2 separate regions of the Homo sapiens genome follow, and region 2 is linked to region 1. A link is a loop called in an ENCODE intact Hi-C map of the cell type or tissue named here. Cell type or tissue: Caco-2. All regions are shown on one strand. Links, peaks and the distances in the headings refer to the core of each region. The heading gives the core; the rest is flanking DNA.

Region 1 (10,719 bases), core at 1,325-9,324:
GCCCTCTGGCGGCCTGAGGGCATTTTCCTCCAGATTCCTCCTTCCCCAACCCCACCAGAATGGGGGTAGTGGGCAGGTCCAACTTCGTGGGTAGCAACCTGTGCAGTGCCACGGGGTCCTTGTTCTTGGTTAATGCTCTGCTGCTGCCACCTTGAATTTTCTTTCCCATGGCAGGCTTTCTGGTAAAATCCAAAAAACCTGCTAGACAAACTAAAAGAGCTATAACACTCCACCTTGAAATTCTTAATAATATTTGAACAAGGAGCCTATATTTTCATTTTACACTCTAGCCCACAAATTATGAAGCCCATCTTGAGGGCAGCACGTCCTTCTGGAGAGAAGCGTATAAGTAGTCCCTACTCTTTGGTGGTGTTGGCAGGAGGGATGGACAAAACAAGATAGCTCACCTGGGTCTGGCACAGGGGGACAGAGAGAAGACGATGCCTGGTGGTGTGCTGGGAGCGTCAGTGGGCTTCCTGAAAGGGTGGGACACACGTCTGCTGGCGTCTCACTTGCCTCCTCTCTCCCCTCAGCAGGCCTGTCCACCTCATTCCCCATCGATGGCACCTTCTTCAACAGCTGGCTGGCACAGTCGGTGCAGATCACAGCAGAGAACATGGCCATGAGCGAGTGGCCACTGAACAATGGGCACCGCGAGGACCCTGCTCCAGGGCTGCTGTCAGAGGAACTGCTGCAGGACGAGGAGACACTGCTCAGCTTCATGCGGGACCCCTCGCTGCGACCTGGTGACCCTGCTAGGAAGGCCCGAGGCCGCACCCGCCTGCCTGCCAAGAAGAAACCACCACCACCACCACCGCAGGACGGGCCTGGTTCACGGACGACTCCAGACAAAGCCCCCAAGAAGACCTGGGGCCAGGATGCAGGCAGTGGCAAGGGGGGTCAAGGGCCACCTACCAGGAAGCCACCACGTCGGACATCTTCTCACTTGCCGTCCAGCCCTGCAGCCGGGGACTGTCCCATCCTAGCCACCCCTGAAAGCCCCCCGCCACTGGCCCCTGAGACCCCGGACGAGGCAGCCTCAGTAGCTGCTGACTCAGATGTCCAAGTGCCTGGCCCTGCAGCAAGCCCTAAGCCTTTGGGCCGGCTCCGGCCACCCCGCGAGAGCAAGGTAACCCGGAGATTGCCGGGTGCCAGGCCTGATGCTGGGATGGGACCACCTTCAGCTGTGGCTGAGAGGCCCAAGGTCAGCCTGCATTTTGACACTGAGACTGATGGCTACTTCTCTGATGGGGAGATGAGCGACTCAGATGTAGAGGCCGAGGACGGTGGGGTGCAGCGGGGTCCCCGGGAGGCAGGGGCAGAGGAGGTGGTCCGCATGGGCGTACTGGCCTCCTAACTCACCCCCTTCCCTGTCCCAGGCCCTGCCCTGGTCCCCCCACAAGGCCTCAGCCCAGTCACAACTGCCATTTCCAGTCTCTGCTGAGTGTCCCAGACCCTCGAGGCTGCCACTCCGTCGTGGTTTTATTTTTAATATAGAGAGAGTTTTGAATTCTACACTGTTGTCTTTCCTCTGTGCTGGCCTAGGACATTAGGATTCCTTCCACGGCTCCGGCCGCTAGGACCCTGCCAGGTCCCGCGCACCATCCCTGCCCTGCCCACGTGGTATTGCTGGGCTCCTGGCTAGATGCAAGCAAGGTGGACAAGAGCTCAGGACTCCAGCCCACTGCCACTGGGTGACACAGACTGTCGTTTGGGCATTATTTCATGGCAGATGGGCCAGTCCAGGGCCTACCCCGCCTTGCCCCCAGATCCCACTGGGGTCCATTTGGGGGGTCCTGCTACACTCCACCGATCCCCAAGGAAGTATAATAAACGATACCCAGCCAGAGTCTACTCACTGTCACAAGCACAACGAGTTTATATGAGAAAGCACTGAGGGGGTGCAGAGGGCCCGCTAGTTCCAGGGGAACTGAAAGCTGTTCCTGATCAGCCCGTATCATCTGAGGCCTGCCTGCCCACCCTGCCACCCTCCCCTCCCTTGCTGCTCTGCCCCTGCCAGTGCCCAGCCCAGCGGCTCTGGGAAGGGGTTCCCAGAATCCCTCCTGAGCTGTGCCATTTACTCAGGGGACTCCCAAACAGCCAGCTGCCAGTGCAGGTGGAGGGCTGTAGGGGAGGGCCAGTGCCCAGACAGGGTCATGGGGCTCAGACCAGCCCACTGTAGAGAATCACTCTGAGGCTCCAACTTCCTTCCTTCCTTCGGGGCCAGTCTCGGCCGAAGTCTGGTCACGCTCAGACAGAGCTGACCAGACCAGACCGTTTGCCTTTTCAAGTTTCCTAGTCCTGCTACAAGATGAGCTTCTTCCGTGGTTTCCTTTTGGAAACTCCTCCTTCCAACAAGCAGTGGGATCCCGGGGCCCAGGGCGGGCCGGTGTTGGCCGCTGGGGCTGTTGTAAGTCTTGCTGGATGTTCCCCTGTTCCTGAGCCTTAACCCCTCGCACAGCCATCCCCCCCCCCGTCCTGCCATCCCCCCCCGCCGTCCTGCCTTCCCCACCCCACCCTTAGGTCCCAGGTAGTTGCTCTGAAGAGTTTCAGTAGAGTGGCCCCAGGGTGATAGCTCAGGGAACAACAAAAAAGGAATTCCGTGAAAACATTTTTTTTTCTTTGATGAATTACTCCTGGGTCACTTCCACCACTGGTAAAGCCAGAACTTCTCCAAAAAGAACCTTGCAAAAAGTCCAGTGAATCAGTCGAATCATTCTGTGGATGCCAAAGAATATTTTGACCATAATACAGCACAGCCTGGACCTGACAACTTGTCATTTGGACTTTTTTTTAAATGGAGTTCTTTAGCAACAAAGTATAGAAACATGTTCATTGCACACACCCAAGGAGAAGAGCTCAAGCGCTTGGAAGAGGATGCTTTGCTGCTGCTGAAGTGTACCTGGGTGTTAGATTTCAGATCCTGGGCTGAGCCCACTGTGAGCTTTCCTAAACTGTGAGACTCACAGAGGGGAAAGATACTGACGGTGAAACCAGCATGGAAAACGTCTTTACCATGTGGTTCCCTCCTCCCCAAATACATAAAGCAAATAAGCAGGATGGGGAACAGCTTGACCTTCATCCACCCCTAACTCCAAAACTATCAAGGTACGACAGTGGCATTGTCATCGACACTCAATTTCATGTGAATTTTAGCAAAACAGGAAACAAAGATAATGACTCAGTTCAGAGGATCGGACAAATGTGTCTAGTCCGGGTGGACTCGGAGGGAGTGGGGTGGGCTTCAAGGATTCTGGGCGTTGGGATGGCATGAGCTACCCTGTAGAGTTTAGTCTGCCTGCCCGCCTTGGTAGTAGTGACCAGTCAGTGTCAGCATCAGTGTCCCAACCCCAGTCTCTGTTTACTGCCTTTGAACAGAACTTCTTCCTTCCCCATGCTTTGGGTCACCTCGGGCTGCAACCCTGTCTGTGCCAGATTGCCCGGTCTGACCCTGCAGGAAGCAAAGAGGTGAGCTTAAAGAACAACCAAACTCTGCCAGGGGTCCCAGAAAGCCCAGGGTCCAGCAGTCTCAGCACTTGGCCCCTTGCCCCTTCACACCATCCTGGGGCAGGGGCTGGGCCTCCCTGGTGGCAGGGGTGGGTGGAGAATTAGGGAGAGGGTGCAACGAGTCTGGCCCCTTGCCTCGGGCTGGCTGGTGTTCTTCCAAGAGCCTCTGCTCACATTGTTGGCCTCTGGATTCTGGCCCTTCTTCATTGGCTGTTGCTTTGGACTGGACTGTTGCTGAGCCTGTGTCCTGCAGAACCCAGATGTCTGTTAGGCTGGCTGGCTGCTGCGAGGGGAGGGGGGTGGCCTTTCATTTGGGGTGCCCTTTCACTCCCAGGCCAAGCCCTGGAGCAATCTTCTTCAGGCAGCTGTCTCCACCTCCAGGATGTCCAGCAGGCTGCAAGGAGAAGGATGCCAGCCACCCATCCTCCCCCAGTTCCCAGCCTTTCCCCTGTTGGTCACAGCCGCTTCTGTCTTTTTCCGGTCTACTGTCCCCAGTGTAGAGGGCTTTGCTGTCCCTGAGACTGAGGCAGGTTCCTTTTCCAGGTCAGAGGTGGAGGTAGATCTTTCTCTCAACCACATCTGCCTCCACACACAGCTCCTCCGCAGGGAAGGAGAAGCTGCTCTGTAACTCATTCTGGCTATCGTCCCCCTTCTCACTGACCTGACCGCCCACCACCTCCTTCCCCCTCATCACATGACAAAGGATAATGTGCAAGAAAAGTATTTTTATGTATCATAAATGTATTTTGAAACAAATGAGAAGAAGAAAGGTAGAAGGGTTTATTTTATTAAATGAGCCTGACTTAGTGACAGTGTGTGAGCATTTGCAATGTAAGGGCCTCAGCTTCCTTGGAGAAGCCACCCCAGGTTTCCAGACATAGATGTTGAATTGTTTGTGGGGGGTGTGCCAGGCCACGTCTCGTGTGTCCGTATGCAGGCATGCCTGTGTATACTGTGTATGGGCACACTGGGACTAGCTGGGACAATTCCTAGAGATTCAACTGCCCAATTCTAACCAACATTGGCAGCGGCTGAACTTGGCATTTCCTTGCTAACTGCCAGATGTGGCCAACCTTTGTCCATATGCAAACCACTGAAAAATGATCTGGATTTCTATAGCAAGGCCCTTGGGGAGGGCACTCTCCCATGCCCTTGGCCTCGCTGGCCACATTGGCCAATGAGCCAGGGCTGGAGTCTGAGACCTTTGGTTGTTCTTTAAGGCACCTCCTGCCACTTTCTCCCTCAGAGGCACAAACACTTTGTGTTCCACGTCAGTTTGAGGGGACGGTGGGGGGATGATATGAATGTCACAGGAGGAGACACCTTCTGTCTTTGTTTCAAAGAAAGTGATGTGCCATTTGTTAATATACAAGAGAAATATTGAAAATATATTGAAAAGAGCAATTTTAAATTATTTTTGGCTTATGTTGCAATATTTATTTTCTTGTATTAGAAAAGATTCCTTTGTAGAGAAAAAATGTATTTTTCATTAACGCAAAGACCTATTTCTCCTTTTTGTACATTGTCCATGTGCGCAACCCTTAACGAGCAATAGAATGTATGGTCACCTGGGTGTGGCCAGTGCCCGCTGTGCCCTGCATGATTCTGTGTTGCCGCTGCTGCATAGTTCCCAGCCCCATCCTGTCCTGCTCACTCATGGGGGCTTCCAGACCCCGGCCCCACCAGGGCTTGTGTCATAGGGAGCCCTTTGCACTCCTCGTGTGTTGGCAAACGCAGTTAATAAAGCAGTGTTTTCTGTGCTGGCTGGTGTGAGGCTCCATTGCATTGGATGGGGTAGGGAACCCTGGGAGTCCCACACACACACCCGACAATGGGCTCAGCAAAACCACGGGGTCCCTGAGTTTTCCAAGGGATCAGCTGCCACCTCCTAAGGAATCATAATAAAGATGTTCAGTGCACACCAAGGGCTATAATTTCAGAGCAGTATTTATATTTTTCATTATTATTATTATTATTATTATTTGAGACAGGATTTCACTCTGTCACCCAGGCTGCAATCTTGATTCACTGCAGCCTTGACATCCCGCGCTCAAGCTGTCTTCCCACCTCAGCCTTCCGTGTAGCTGTGACTACAGGTGCATGCCACCATGCCTGGCTGATTTTGGTAATTTTTGTAGAGACAGGGTTTTCCCATGTTGCCCAGGCTGGTCTCAAACTCCTGGGCCCAAGTGATCCGTCTTCCTCGGCCTCCTGAAGTCCTGGGACTACAGGCGTAAGCCGCCCCTAGCCTCAGGGCAGTATTTCATTTGATCTTCAATATGTTCCCCTGGAATTGAGAGGATGAGGGATGCACCTAAAGTCGAAGATGTGCTAAGAGGTAAAGCTCTGCATCCAAGGCAGGACTGCTGCACTCCCCACCTGCTACAACCACCTGTCTGGGACCGTAGGAAAGTTTGGGAGGAGCCTCCAGGGAGTGTCCCTAGGTCAGTGAAGATTTTTGCTTGAGTTTGTTTTTCATTCATGATTTTCTGAGCACCTACCCTGAGCCAGGCTCTGAAAAGAGTGTGGGGAATATAGCTGCTGTCCTTGCTTGGGGTGGCTCACACAGGCAGTGAGGGAACTGGGAGTTTTCATGGAGGCCTGGGCTGGTCTAGGGGTGAAGGGGTTCAGGAAGGGTTTCTCTGAGGAAGTGACACCATTAATTCATTGATTCATTGATTCATTCAACAAGTAGTCTTGACCGGACACCTCACTGCCAGTGTGCTGGGTTGTATACTGTGCATGTCACCAGGCCCCTGTCCCCCTAGAACCTCCAGACATTGGAGACCTAATGAAAAATAGTTGCTAGCCCAAGGGAAGCTGCATCGGAGAAAGGGATGACGGGCATTCCTCATAGAGGGTTTGGCCTATGCAAAGATGGATCAAGCTATATCGGGAGGGTCTTGAACCTCCTCTGAGGGCTCAGAACAAGGCTGTGAGGGACAGAGGTTACATTAAGACTCAAAGCATCTTAGCTTCTGGGGCCACTGACTTAGTTGTTTGCCACAGAGAATTGACCCATTTCCTCTCCAGAGCAGTAGACGGTAGGTTCCCAAGGGTGCCTCCAGATCCAATGTTCTGAGTCCACAATGCACAAGGTATTGGAAGTAAATTTGGGGTGGAGTGTGTGTGTGCCCAAAATGCCCGTGGAGGGAGGTCTCCCTGTTAGGGCACCTGGGAACCTGGAAAAACAGGCTGTGGATGTTCTCTCAGCCCCAGCTCCAGCAGCTCAGCTGTGAATGGGAAGAGCTCAGCGTCCTCAACTGTGGAATCAGCATGGGATGCTGGCAGGAAATCAGCCCTGGGGCTGAGGGGGTATCTGGGTGGCCAGCCCACCTGGCCATGGTAAGAAACTGTCAGCCCCATGGCCCAGCTGCCGTGGACTTGGCACCACAGCTTCTCCCTCCTCCTGCAGCCAGCCCAAAGCAGGACCACAGTGATCCAGAAGAATGACTCAGGCTTGCCCCTCACTCTAAAACCACACCTGTGTCGGCTGGGCCAGGTGGCTTATACCTGTAATGCCAGCACTTTGGGAGGCCAAGACAGGTGGATCATTTGAGGTCAGGAGTTTGAGACCATCCTGGCCAACCTGGTGAAACCTCATCTCTACTAAAAACACAAAAAATTAGCCAGGTGTGGGGATGCACACCTGTAATCCCAGCTACAGGGACTAAAGGGAGGTTGAGGCAGGAGAATTGCTTGAACCCGGGAGGCAGAGGTTGCAGTGAGCCAAGATCATGCCACTGCACTCCAGCCTGGGAGACAGCGCAAGAGTCTGTCTTTAAAAAAAACAAAAATAAAAACAAACAAAATAAATAAATAAAACCTCACCTGTGAACCTAACCCAGCTGATAAATGTAGGGCAGGGGGATTCAGGGTACATGTTGGTCTGTTCTTTAGAAATATAGTGCAAGTCACATTTGAAATTCTAGTAGCCCCATTTTTAAAAAGTGAAAAACAGGGCCAGGTATGGTGGCTAATGCCTGTAATCCCAGCACTTTGGAAGGCCGAGGCAGGAGGATTGCTTGAACCCAGGAGTTCGAGACCAGCCTAGACAACATGGCAAGACCCCATCTCTACAAAAAAAAAAATTTTAATTGGCTGGGCATGGTGGCGCACACTTTTAGTCCTAGGTACTCGGGTGGCTGAGGTGGGAGGATTGCTTGAGCTTGGGAGGTTGAGGCTGCAGTGAGCCATGATAGCACCACTACACTATAGCCTGGGCGACAGAGTGAGACTCTGTTTCAAAAAACAAACAAACAAAAACAGATATAGGGAATTTTAATAATATATTTTATTTAACCCATTACATCCAAATGTCTTTAAACATGTAATCAATGTAAAATAACTATTAATGAGAGATTTTGCATTCTTTTCACAATCCAGGGTGTATTTTACACTTACAGCACATCTCAATTCAGACTAGCCACATTTCAAGTGCTCAAAGCCACATGTGGCTAGTAGCTACCCTGTTGGGCAGCAGAGCCCTAGAGACCCTCAGCCTTCCCTTGAGTTGCCCAGGAGTCATCCAGGCTCCTATGGAGTGAGAGACAGATAGCCATGAGGAACCCCTGACCCCCTTCCCCAAGGGAAGGCAGGAGGTTGAGGACCACCAGGCCTGGCCCTGCATTCCCAGCCCTGGTCCCTCTGGGATCCTCTCTGCACCAGCCTACATGGCTGCTTGAGGGTGGGAGTCTCACATTTGATTAGCACTCCTAGGCTTCTCCCCTGGAGTTGGCTATCCCTGCCCGCTGAGAGCCCCTGAGTGTGGGACTGGAGGAGGATGGCACTGACCTGGTCGCAGCTCCCTCATGGTGGGCCAGTCCTCTTGCCACCAGGACTCACAGCTGATGGCATAGGGATCTGATGGGAGGCTGGGGGTGGTCTTGGGGACTACCTTTGTTTTTGTTTTTGTTTTTTTGAGACGGAGTCTCACTCTGTTGGCCAGCCTGGAGTGCAGTGGCGCGATCCCTCCTCACTACAACCTCTGCCTCCCGGGATCAAGCGATTCTCCTGCCTCAGCCTCCCAAGTAGCTGGGACTACAGGCACTCGCCACCACGTCTGGCTCATTTTTTGTATTTTTAGTAGAAACGGGGTCTCACCAGGCTGCCCAGGCTGGTCTCGATTTCCTGACCTCGTGATCTGTCTGACTCGGCCTCCCAAAGTGCTGGGATTACAGGTGTGAACCACTGCGCCCAGCCTAGGGAACCACCTTTCATTCATGCAGATATTGAGATATTGATTCAGCACTCACTGAGAATCTGCTGCAGGGCCCTGAGGACACTGTGGGGACAACACGCCCCTTCCAGAGACCAGGCCAAAGTGGGAGACAGACTTTAAGTAGATAATCACAAATCAGTGTGCAGTGACACACTGAGACTGTGCTGCTAGTGAGAGAGTATTAATCTGTGGGGTGAGGAAAGTCTCCATTGCCCTCTCTGAATTCCCTTAGTCGCTCCAAACTCCTGCAAGATAGGGTCTGGGGCGCCCCCTGCTGCCCGCTAGGCCCTAGCCCTGGCAACTCCCACCGCGGGTGGCAAGGCCCACAGGGCCAGGGCCAACCCCTCATTTCCAGGTTGCAGAGCTCCAGCCTCCCCCTCCTCTGTCCCTGCTGAGGCTCCTGCACTCCAGCACCTCCTGCTGCATGCCCCCTTGCCAGCCAGGGCAGAGTAGAGTCTTCTCTATCAGGCTTCAGTGACAGGGTGGTTGTTAAGGGACGAGGCGCCTCTTGGGAGAATAAACTATTGGCTGAGGTCCGCTGGGTGCCCAGTCCCGGGTTGGATGGGTGGCTAAGGAGACCCAGACCCTGCCAAAGAAAGGAAGGAAGTTCACAGCAGAGTGGAGAGAGAGAGAGCACTTGGTCCTTCTAGAGCTGGCCTCAGTCCTCCTTGCAGCCTCCGACTGTGTTCAGAGCGGCCAGAGGAGGCAGCAAAGGCATCTTTTCTTGGCGATGAAAGCTTCAGGACTCACATAGGCACCTCTGGCCCATGCTGGAAATGCAGGTAGCTCCAAGTGGCCTCGCAACTACCCTGTCTCAAAAAAAAAAAAAAAAAAAAAAAAAAAAAAAAAGAAAAGAAAATTAAAATAAAAATAATGAATAAAAAAGAGGAGGGCCGGGCGCGGTGGCTCACACCTGTAATCCCAGCACTTTGGGAGGCCGAGGCAAGCGGATCACAAGGTCAAGAGTTTGAGACCAGCCTGGCCAACATGGTGAAACCCCGTCTCCACTAAAAATACAAAAATCAGCCAGGCATGGTGGCGGGCACCTGTAATCCCAGCTACTCAGGAGGCTGAGGCAGGAGAATCCCTTGAACCCAGGAAGCAGAGGTTGCAGTGAGCCGAGATGGTGCCATCACACTCCAGCCTGGGTGACAGAGCAAGACTCCATCTGAAAAAAAAAGGAGATTGGCCAGGAGTGGTGGCTCATGTCTGTAATACCAGTGCTTTAGGAAGCTGAATTGGGAAGATCGCTTGAGCCCATGAGTTCAGGCCCAGCCTGAGCAACATAGTGAGACCTCATCTCTACTGCAAAAAAAAAAAAAAAAAAAAAAAAAAAAAAAAAAGAGACAGGGTCTCACTCTTTGAGATAGGGTCTCACTCTGCTGCCTAGGCTAGAGCACAGTGGTGCAATCACAGCTCACTGTAGCCTTCAACTCCTGGGCTCAAGTGATCCTCCCACCTCAGCCCTTGGTCTCTCAAAGCTCTGGGATTACAGGCATGAACCACCATACCTGTCTGAAGAAAATTTTTTTAGAGAGATAATAAAATATGGACTTCAAGGCAGCCTTTTGAGTTCAGATGGACTCCCTGCCAAGAGTCAAAGGGAGGGAAGAAAGGATGGGGTTTCAGTCAAGCAGGTGGCTTAAGGGCAAGCTCATCGTAGCAGAGTATTGCTTGGCCCCCAGTACTCCAAGCCAGGCCTGAGCTCAGAAGCATCCGCACCAGCCCATTCTGAGGAAACATGGGTAGGGATACAGGGTCCCCATTTGCTGGCTGGAGAGATTTTCAGTGGGTAGGAGGGAGGCTGTCAGATTTAGCAAATAAAAATATAGGGCATGTAGTTACATTCAAATTTCAGAGAGTAGTTCCTCAGTACATTTTCCAAATATTGCATCCTGTATTTTCCCTGGCATTCCTAGTGGGAAGCCTCAGGTCCCTCTTTCCACTGTGTTCCAGGCAGGGGGCTGAGGCAGGAGCATGGTTTTCCATGT
Region 2 (10,207 bases), core at 2,208-10,207, 190 kb before region 1:
AGGGATCCTCCTGCCTTGGCCTCCCAAAGTGTTAGGATTACAGGCACAAGCCACTGTACCCAGCTGAAATTATAGGTCTTAAGGCAATTGAGAACTTTATTTCAGAAGCTTAAGTTCCTTAGCAGCAGGAAACCCCATAGTATTTATCAAATCATTTCTAAAAGTATTTAGACCCAAAATTATATGACATGTTAATCTCTGAAGTAATTTGTTGTTTTGTATAACTTTTCTGTAATATATTCCATATCTGACCCCTGTTGGTATAAAGAACAACTATGCAAATCTGTTTTTTCTTTTCTTTCCTCCTAGTCTCTGCTGGATGAACCGAATCCTAACAGTCCAGCCAATAGCCAGGCAGCACAGCTTTATCAGGAAAACAAACGAGAATATGAGAAAAGAGTTTCGGCCATTGTTGAACAAAGCTGGAATGATTCATAATAGACAACTGGTCTGTTAATCTTTTTCATCATTGTTGTGTATAATTTACCTCTCATTAGAAAGGCTAACAAATTTTAAGTGCCACAGGTTTTAAGGATTCTGCAGAAAAAAAAGAAAAAAGTCCTTCAGTTTAGAACCTACAAAAGCTTGTGTATCTTGATTAATGTACTTTTTATTGCATGGTGTGAACTAAGTTATTGCTGCATAAATTTGTAATATATCCTGTTTGTATTTTTTTCCAAGTGTATAATGTTGGTGTGGAGTTTTCATGACAGAATATACACATTTTGTAAATCTGTACTTTTTTCAAATATTGAATGCCTTATTTTTGAATTCTTTAGATTTTTAAATTGGAGAAAAGCACTTAAAGTTTTTTATATATGAATATTACATGTAAAGCTGTTAAAATACATAACTTCAGTGCAAGAGACTTTGTCACTTATTTCCTTATGTGTGTAGGAGGGGTTAATAAGTCTCTAGCTCTCCATCTATTGATAGTTTCATTTACAATTTCAAAAGAACATTCTTATATTTTATCAAGGAAGTCTTCAAATTTGATTCTAAATAGCGATTATAATCTCCAACTTTATTTTGAATGTACCTCTATTAGTTTCAATTGAGTAATTCTAGACATAACTGGTTTGACTCTGTCCAACTCTGTATTTAGGCCATTTGTTACAGTTTCTTCATGCATTACTTACTGTTAAAACTGTACCTTTTGCGATTTCACAGTTGGCACTTCTGCCATGAGCAGAGAACTGATGCGACTTGTTTTGCTGCTTGGTAGCACTTTAAAAAATTTTTTGATTAATGAAGAAAGTAAAACCATAAACATTTGCCAAAAATTCATGCCCCAGTATTAGCAATGAATTAGTTGCATTGGTTTGAGAAAGGCACATATTGGAGGGAAATCTTGGTGTAACTTAAATATTTGAAAATTACCTTTAATGCAATGCATATCTGTTTATTCTGGGAAATGTTTTAATGCCAGGGCCTGCTGAGTTGCTTCTTCTTGTGGAGATTTTTTTTTTAATCTCCTGAGTTGTATAAAAGTTGTACTGCATCTTAGTTTACTGGATAAATTTAAAACACAGTATTGTAGAAAGCTAATACAAAACTATCCTATGCCTTCAAATAGTATAGAAAATGGAAAATATACAAGTAAATTCTGTTGAACCACCTGTGTAGTCTCTCTAGTAGTTAAAACAGCTATTTTAGTAACCCCAAGAGTTTCTTCTCATATCCATAAAATTGGATTACAGTATGGCAATATCTACAGCTTCTATTCATTATGCAACGTTTAACATTGATTGGATAAATGCTTATAGGCTGGGCCAGGTGGCTCCCACCTGTAGTCCCAGCACTTTGGGAGGCAAAGGCGGGAGGATCACTTGAGGCCAGGACTTTGAGACCAGCCAGGGCAACATAATAAGACTTTTCTCTACTTTAAATTTTTTAAAAAATTAGTTGGGCATAGTGGCACTTGCCTGTAGTCTCAGCTACTTAGGAGGCTGAGGTGGCAGAATAGCTTATGCCTAGGAGGTTGAGGCTGCAGTGAGCTGTGATTATGCCATTGCACTCCAGCCTGGGTGACAGAGCAATACCCTGTCTTTAAAAATAAAAGCTATTACTTGGCAAATTCTGAGGTAAGTGTATGATCTTAGGGAACTTTGATACAAATGGGAATTCACTCACTGGAATCGTGGCTCCCAAAAAGATGCTTTAATTGTGTGGTGCTTTTATAGTTTAGCTCCAAAACAAACTATAGACATTCACTCCAGTAACTCCTAGATTAAATATACAGTAGCTATGAGGGTCTGCCCTCTTATTTCATTAAATGCTATTTGGTTACTATTTCAACATCCATTTTTATCCTTGACCTGTTTTTGCCTTTCCCAGTTTAAAACAGGAAAATTTCAAGTATTGGTAGATAATTATAAAGAAGTTACATGTTACTTTACAGGGAGGTCAGTGAGTTCTAACTCCAAAATTCAACATATGCATAAAACTCATAGCATCCACATTCCTTTTCGAGAAAATCCTTAAGAAGGTTCAATCTATACATAACTCCTCACTTTTTTCTGCAGCCTTGGAACAGATTCCTATTTCTTTGGTTAAGTACCAGATATAAACCTTCGATTTACAAGGTTGAGTCATACAAAAAGTGTTTACTTTAAACTCTAGGTCAGTTTCATAAATGTATGGTAGGGCAAGAAGCTAGAACTAAAATGTTTATGTTGGTACAAAGTTATATTGATGGATTCATGTTAAAAAGTTTAAATGCATGTGTGATACAATTCCCTGTAACAATACCCCAGCACAGAATAATCTGTGAAAGGCACTATTCTAAGCACTTTTAACATATATTATTTCATTTCAAATTCACAAATACGGTGGCTCATGCCTGTAATCCCAGCACTTTGGCAGGCTGAGGTGGGCGGATCACCTGAGTTCAGGAGTTCAAGACCAGCCTGGCCAACATGGTGAAACCCCCCGTCTCTACTAATAATACAAAAATTAGCCAGGCGTGGTGGCAGGTGCCTGTAATCCCAGCTACTCGGGAGGCTGAGGCAGGCGAACCACTTGAACCTGGGAGGCAGAGGTTGCAGTGAGCCGAGACCTCACCACTGCACTCCAGCCTAGGCAATAAGAGTGAGACTCTGGCTCAAAAAAAAAAAAAAAGATGATAATGAAACTAGCCACAGATAGACAGATGAAGTGACTTGCTCAAGATCAACCAGCCAGTAAGTCATAGAACTGGGATTTGAACCCTATGTGGTCTTACCCAGAAATGTGCTATCTTTTAAGAGGTTGAGATTGGTTTTAGAAATTCTGCAGAACTTCAACATCCAAATTTGTGGAAATACTTTTAACTGATTTAGTTTTATACAGACTTGTGTCTACTCCAATGAAAAGGTTTCCTTTTTTTTCCGAGACAAGGTCTTGCTCTGTTTCCCAGGCTGGAGTCCAGTGGCTCCAGGCGGCTCACTGCAGTCTCAACCTCCCAGGCTTAAGCGGTCCTACCACCTCAACCTCCTGAGTAGCTGAGACTACAGATGCATGCCACCATGCCTGGCTAATTTTTTTACTTTTGTAGAGACAATGTCTCACTATGTTGGCCAGGCTGGTCTCAAAGTCCTGAGCTCAACTGATCATCCTGCCTCGGCCTCCCAAAGCACTGGGATTACAGGCATGAGCCACTGCACTCAGCTGAAAGGGTTTTCTTGACTACCATTTTCCACTGACTTTAGGAACATTTTCTGGTTTCTATATAAAGGACTGACTTATCAATAAGCCACATTTTTCCCCTTCCTGGAAATATCCTTGAGTCTGTAGGATTTCTCTCCTCCACCCACCCCCCACACCAAGTTTCATTAATATGAATAACTTTCCATGTTTCTTGTGTTCACAGAATGGCCTGGGAATTTTTAGTTGAGCCAAAAAGATGAATGAGCTGTGCCCATTACAAACCTTGTTGGTTATCTGACTGCTCCACAGCTCTAAATTCACACTCATGTAGGTGGAAGATAGCGGAGAAGTAAGTTATTAAAGGTGTGGTATTATTAACAGTTTGTTTAATGCTCATTAAACAAAGTTAACTGCCTACTTAGTTTATTCATTTAGTATTCTTTAAGAGATAACCCTGAGGATCATATTACACTTCAGAGTTATGTCTAAGGTGTTTCATATTTCAATTCTCCCAGGTTTTAAGAGGTAGGGATCAAATTTTGGAGTCTTGATGGTGTTTATGACAGTTCTTTTCCATTGCATTCAACAATGTAGAGTCCAAGTGGAATCTGAGTTATGTGAGAATCATGTATTTAAACAGAAAAGTGAATAGTTGGAAAGCTGTTCGCGGTAAATGAAATTATCCATAGGACAGAGGCCTTATGCCAAGATGGTAGCTCTATTACTTTAGTTCCCATCTAGTTAGGGGGGAATGAACTGTTACCAGATGGGGGAAAGATTAGTTATCATCAGTCATTCTAGCATATGACAGCAAAGATATTAGAAACTAAATTTTATTGTTGAAAGGACTTTTTCTTTATCGTTTCAACAAAGAAGACACAATTAAATGTGTGCCATTCTTCCTTCAGTGAATTCTCCTCACCATCACTACAGCTTTTTTTAAAAACAATTTTGTCAGAAATATCTTGAGCTTTCAGGGCTTCTTGTGTTCACAGGATGGCCTAGGAATTTTTAGTTGAGCCAAAAAGATGAATGAGCTGTGCACATTACAAACCCTGTTGGTTATCTGACTGCTCCACAGCTCAACATTAGTTCCTTGATGGCTGAAATCAAGAACTTTGGAAGAACTTGGGCTCCAGAGTTCTCTTTGGCATATGTAAGATTCAGACTTGTGTGAGAAACTTGCATATGAAATCTTTTGGGAAGTAAATGCTAAAGCTTGGCCACATGTTGCTTTTGTTCATCAGTGACTTGTGGATTAATATATTTGAGAAGACTCTAATATATAATAGAGTGGGCTCTGCCTAGAGAAAGCAAAGCCAATTAGAGAAAGTCTTCATATAATAGTAACAGTCTTGGTTACAAGTATGATCCTTCTGTAGTCTTTTAGGGGAGGTTGGCTCCTCTGAAGTCTTACTTGGAAGACAGATTCATAAAGTGCCACTGGGCTGGGAACTCCTGTAAAGGGAATCAAAGCCTGTCTCTGAAAAGATCCCCTGGGGTTCCATCAACCTGAACAATTTAGTCATTCTTCTGGAATGCAAGAGTTGTTCTCTACTGTGTCTTTAAGACTGCCAAAATGCAAACATAAAAGCACTTGAGGCAGATCCCCTTAAGAGCAAAGGGGGCTGGGTGCGGTGGCTCATGCCTGTAATCCTAGCACTTTGGGAGGCCGAGGCGGGTGGATCACCAGAGGTCAGGAGTTGGAGACCAGCCTGGGCAACATGGCGAAACCCCATCCCTAGTAAAATAAAAAATTAGCCAGGCGTGGTGGCGGGCGCCTGTAATCCCAGCTACTCGGGAGGCTGAGGCAGGAGAATCGCTTGAACCCTGGAGGCGGAGGTTGCAGTGAGCTGAGATTGCACCACTGCACTCCAGCCTGGGTGACAGAGCAAGACTCCATCTCAAAAAGCAAAGGGTTGGTTATGCTGCTTTATTTCTGAAGCCCAAGGGATATATTGCCCTCTTCCTTTCCACCTTTACAAACAAGATCTTTTGCCAATACCATAACCCACGAGTACAGGAGTGCTGGACTAGCAGCACTCCTGAAAAAGAGAATATCAAACAGAAAGGTTTGAAGTTCTTTGGCTGGCCCCTGTATAAAGTCATTGTATAAGATTGAATTGGAAATGTTATGTTTTTGTGTTGATGTTAGTACAAAGAAAACAACGGGAAGTTGCTTAGCTGTTAACCTCATTTTAAATCTAAGGGATATTTTCCCTTCCTATAGAAAAAGATGCTTTTGCTTGGCCTAATGACCATACTGGGCAGAGATCAGGGTGAAATCCAGAGACTTCAGCCCATGTTACTAGTTTCAGCTACAGGTGAGAAGTAGCACTGCAAAGAAAAGCTAAACTGGTAACCTTGCTGTGTAGCAGAGATCTTTGGTCATAGGAGTATTCCTGCATGGGCCATAAGGTTGTGGTTTGAGGTGGAAACTCCCTGAAACATCAGCTGGAAAGTCGCCTTTAGAATAAAGACAAAGAACCTTCTGCAAGCCAGCCAAGGCAATACCAGGACTTGGAGGTGGCAAGTTTGATAAACTAATCTGTAGGAAAAAGTTCCTATCTTAGTGCTTACACAGTTCTTTTTTCTTTTTTTGGTATAGACGGGGTCTTGCTACATTAATTCTTTGACTGGGGCTGGGTCTTCTTTTGCACAGGGCAGCTTGAGACTACAATCACCATGGCTTCCTCTCAAAACCAAGTCAGGGATTAGGCTGTAAGAATAACAATACAAGTACTAAAGACTGAAATTTTATTAAAGCCAAAGATTGAGAACTGGTTTCCGGACAGCTTCTAGCCATGCATTCATAGGCTGTGAGCAGGAGTCCTGTAGAATAACAGGAGACCTCTGGGGTCCAAGCTCTGAGCTTCTGGGCACATTTTAAATGGGTCTCACTTTATTGCCCAGTCTGGAATGCAGTCACATGATCACAGCTCACTACAGCCTGGAACCCTTGGACTCAAGCAGTTCCAACCTCAGCCTCCTGAGTAGTTGGGACTACAGGCACGTGCCACCTCAGCTAATTTTATTTATTTATCTTTTAGAGACAGGGTCTCGTATGTTGACCAGGCTAGACTCAAATTGCTGGGCTCAAGCAATCCTCGTGCCTCAGCCTCCTGAGTAGCTAGGATTACAGGCATGGGCCACCACTCCCGGCTTAAATAGCAGTTCTGTTTTTTGTTGAAAAAGTAGAAAATCATCATAAAACATAATTTGGTGAATACAAAAAGAAGGAATCTGAGTCACAGTCTTACCACCTGAGATGTTGAAAACAGCTGGTTTAAGGGGAATTGGGTTCTGTAGTGAGCTGGGGCCCAAAATTCACAGCCAGAGTGATAAGGAATGTAGCCACTTTGTAGGACAAAACTCCAGGACAGGGCGTGGTGGCTCACGCCTATAATCCCTGCACTTTGGGAGGATGAGGCTGGTGGATTACCTGAGGTCAGGAGTTTGAGACCAGCCTGGCCAACACGATGAAACCCCATCTCTACTAAAAAAAACAAAAAATTAGCTGGGCGTGGTGGCACCTGCCTGTAATTCCAGCTACTCAGGAGGCTGAGGCAGGAGAATCGCTTGAAACCAGGAGGCAGAGGTTGCAGTGAGCCAAGATCGCACCACTGAACTCCAGCCTGGGCACCAAGAGCAAAACTCCCATCTCAAAAAAACAAAAACAAACTCCAGGATAAGCCTCCTGCCACATAGCAAGTGCTGGAGCAAAGGCCATGCCCACAATGAAAGGCACATACCCACAGGCTGCACAAGCTCCAGACCTCCTAGATCCAGTGATACAGGGGTGACAAGGCACCTAGTATTGAGGTGCGGTTGCATGGGGGCAGGGTGCAGTGGTGACATGAGCTCTGGCCAAGGTTTGCCACCTGGTAACCCTTTCCCCTGGAGGTTTTGCTACTTCCCCCTACAGAACAACCTGACATTTTGGTTGGTGCTGCATTGTTCAGTGCCTGCCACCACTCATCAGTCAACGACATTTACCTAGTATCTAATGGGTGCCAGATTGCATGTTGGGCTGGGCACCACAAACTGAAAAGGTCCACTTCTGCAGCACTTTTGCAGGGATGGAGCCTGGTTGCGTGGAATGATTGTGGGCACCTGTTTTGTGTAAATCTTAGTTGAAAAGCTTTCCTATCTTCCGTCCTTGGGCTTAGAGGGAAACTAGGGCAGGAATGAAGCAGAGAGAGCCTACTAAGTGCCAGGTACTCATAGACATTCATTTTTCCACTGAATCCTCCAATAAAGTTTGAAGTAAGAATCATCCCCACTTTGCAAATGCCTACACTGAGGTAAAGTAACACTCAATTTGAAGGAATATCTACCAGCTCACACCTACTAGGGACAATTCAACATTCTTACTATGAGAGTGTCAGAGGGAATGGAAAATGCAGCCCTAGAAGGATGAGATTTTGGTGCCAACTTTCATAGCAAAACAAGAACTTTAGTCACTAGGCCCCCACAGCTCAAGGTTGACCTCTTTACTGTTCATTGCCTCTCTGTCATATTAGGTGAGGACCAAGACCTGTCTCAGACCCCTAACAGCAACATTCTCCAAGGCAAATGAGGCTGAAGGGGGCCACATTCAAGGATACTTTGGGTTCATTGGTTCATTAGTCTATGAGGCTGGGAAAGAAAGGACTTCGGTTAGGACCACTGGTTTATATTCTAAAGAGGCATCCCTGTTTGACACAACATCAAGGAAAAAAGCTCTCACTCTAGTGTAGGTAAGAATAGGGGCTAAATAGTGTCAATGTCACTCAATTTTTTTTCCTCTCCCCATCCTTCTTTTTGGAGACAAGGTCTCACTCAGTTGTCAGGCTGGAAGTACAGCGGCTCGGTCATGGCTCACTGCAACCTCAACCTCCTGTCCTCAAGCAATCCTCCCACCTCAGCCTCCCAAGTAGCTGGAACTACATACAGGTGTGCACCACCATGCCTATTTTTTTTTAATTGTTTTGTAGAGATGGGGTCTTACTATGTTACCTAGGCTGGTCTTGAACTCCTAGCAAGTGATCTTCCTACCTCCCAAAGTGCTGGGATTACAGGCATGGAGCCCCTGCACCCAGCCTCAATTTTTATTTTCTGTTCTTTGATTTCCAAGAAATCTGTTCAGATGATAGTCTTTTTACCCCACCTCCTCATTTGGTTCAGTGTGTGTTGATGAGCAGGGCTTCAGACCCACATCCATCACTGATAGGACCACATGCAGAGGACTCTGACCCTACTGCAGTCATTATGAAAACCTTCCAAACCAAAATAAGAAGGGTAGCCAACACCACCACCACCTAGCCCCAGGAGTCCTAACTTTAGAAAAGGCAGAGTGAGCTGTGCGCAGCATGCATCTGTAATCCCAGCCACTCCGGAGGCTGAGATGGGAAGATGGCTTGAGGCCAGAAGGTCAAGGCTGTAGTGTACTGTGACTGTACCTGTGAACAGCCACTGTACTCTAGCCTGGGCAACATACCAAGATCTTGTCTCTAAATTTAAAAGAAAGGGAAAAAAAAAAAAGAATAGGCAGAGTGAACTTTGGGGAAGAAACAATCTTGCCTGGCTTGCTTTTCATTACATATGTATATATATGTATGTATATACATACACATACACACACACACACGCAGATACACATACCCAATGACAGTAGAGATTTTTTTTAAGGGTGCACTCTTTGTTGAATGAAGTTTCCATATGACCAAAAGTCTTCAATAAGTTCTAAAACTCTTGCCTCTGAAGATCTGTGTTTACTCTTAATTCCTACAGAAAGGAATCCCTAAACTAGTTAAGAACGATAGCCATAACTAGATGTTATAGGGCACACAGGTCTCAGATACCAGAAGCTGACAGTCTCCTTCCAGACATAAAGGGATACCCAGCAGAGATTCTTTAGAGCTGGAGAGCTGGGAAACACCAAATTATCTGACATTTAGGGTAACACAATTCTCATTTTTTATATGGGACAGTATGTATTTTACTACAAACTACAAAGACTCAGAGGATGGACAGTGACAGTTAATATGATTCCTCTCATTGCCCATAGGTAGGCCACCGATCCAAATGGATCCTGAGTTCAGACAGAATCCTTACCTCCTGATAAGGTTGAGTGAGGATTATTAGGTGAGCCACAGACTAAGGAATGTTTCAGAAAGCAGTTTTCTAGGTGTAGTTTGGATTTACAAAAAAAAAAAAAAAAAAGTTCTCCAGGCCAGGCGTGGTGGCTCACACCTGTAATCCCAGCAATTTGGGAGGCCAAGGCAGGCAGATCACAAGGTCAAGATATCGAGACCATACTGGCCAACCAACATGGTGAAACCCTGTCTCTACTAAAAATACAAAAATTAACTGGGCATAGTGGCGCATGCCTGTAGTCCCAGCTACTCGGGAGGCTGAGGCAGGAGAGCTGCTTGAACCTGGGAGGCAGAGGTTGCAGTGAGCCGAAATAGCGCCACTGCACTTCAGCCCGTGCGACAGAGAGAGACTCCATCTTAAAAAAAAAAAAAAAAAAAAAAAGTTCTCCTCCTATTTATTACTTGTCCCTTCCTATGATCTCACTCTATCTTCACTCCAAGTC

The links. Peaks named below come from ENCODE experiments on the same cell type or tissue, not always from the same donor. Only the 100,000 strongest peaks of a DNase experiment are listed, where the experiment ranks them.
Region 2: it touches region 1 in a loop (3-fold over the local background); 11 of 110 quality-filtered maps call a loop at or near these places.

The regions. Positions count from the first base shown.
Region 1 is chr5:134,577,961-134,588,679 of GRCh38, forward strand. It overlaps JADE2 (jade family PHD finger 2), which reads left to right. Exons shown (of 12, transcript NM_001388185.1): 12 at 534-5,267. The coding sequence ends at 1,357. It overlaps LOC124901191 (U7 small nuclear RNA), which reads right to left and starts at 230; the gene lies at 171-230. RefSeq lists enhancers at 3,115-3,647, 3,648-4,179. In Caco-2, for the core only: a CTCF peak has its summit at 9,088; a DNase peak (open chromatin) is centred at 9,011.
Region 2 is chr5:134,389,916-134,400,122 of GRCh38, forward strand. It overlaps UBE2B (ubiquitin conjugating enzyme E2 B), which reads left to right. Exons shown (of 6, transcript NM_003337.4): 6 at 310-2,193. The coding sequence ends at 438. Among named protein-coding and RNA genes, the nearest start is that of CDKN2AIPNL, 17 kb to the right of the region's middle. In Caco-2, for the core only: no CTCF peak of the experiment used is centred there; a DNase peak (open chromatin) is centred at 6,566.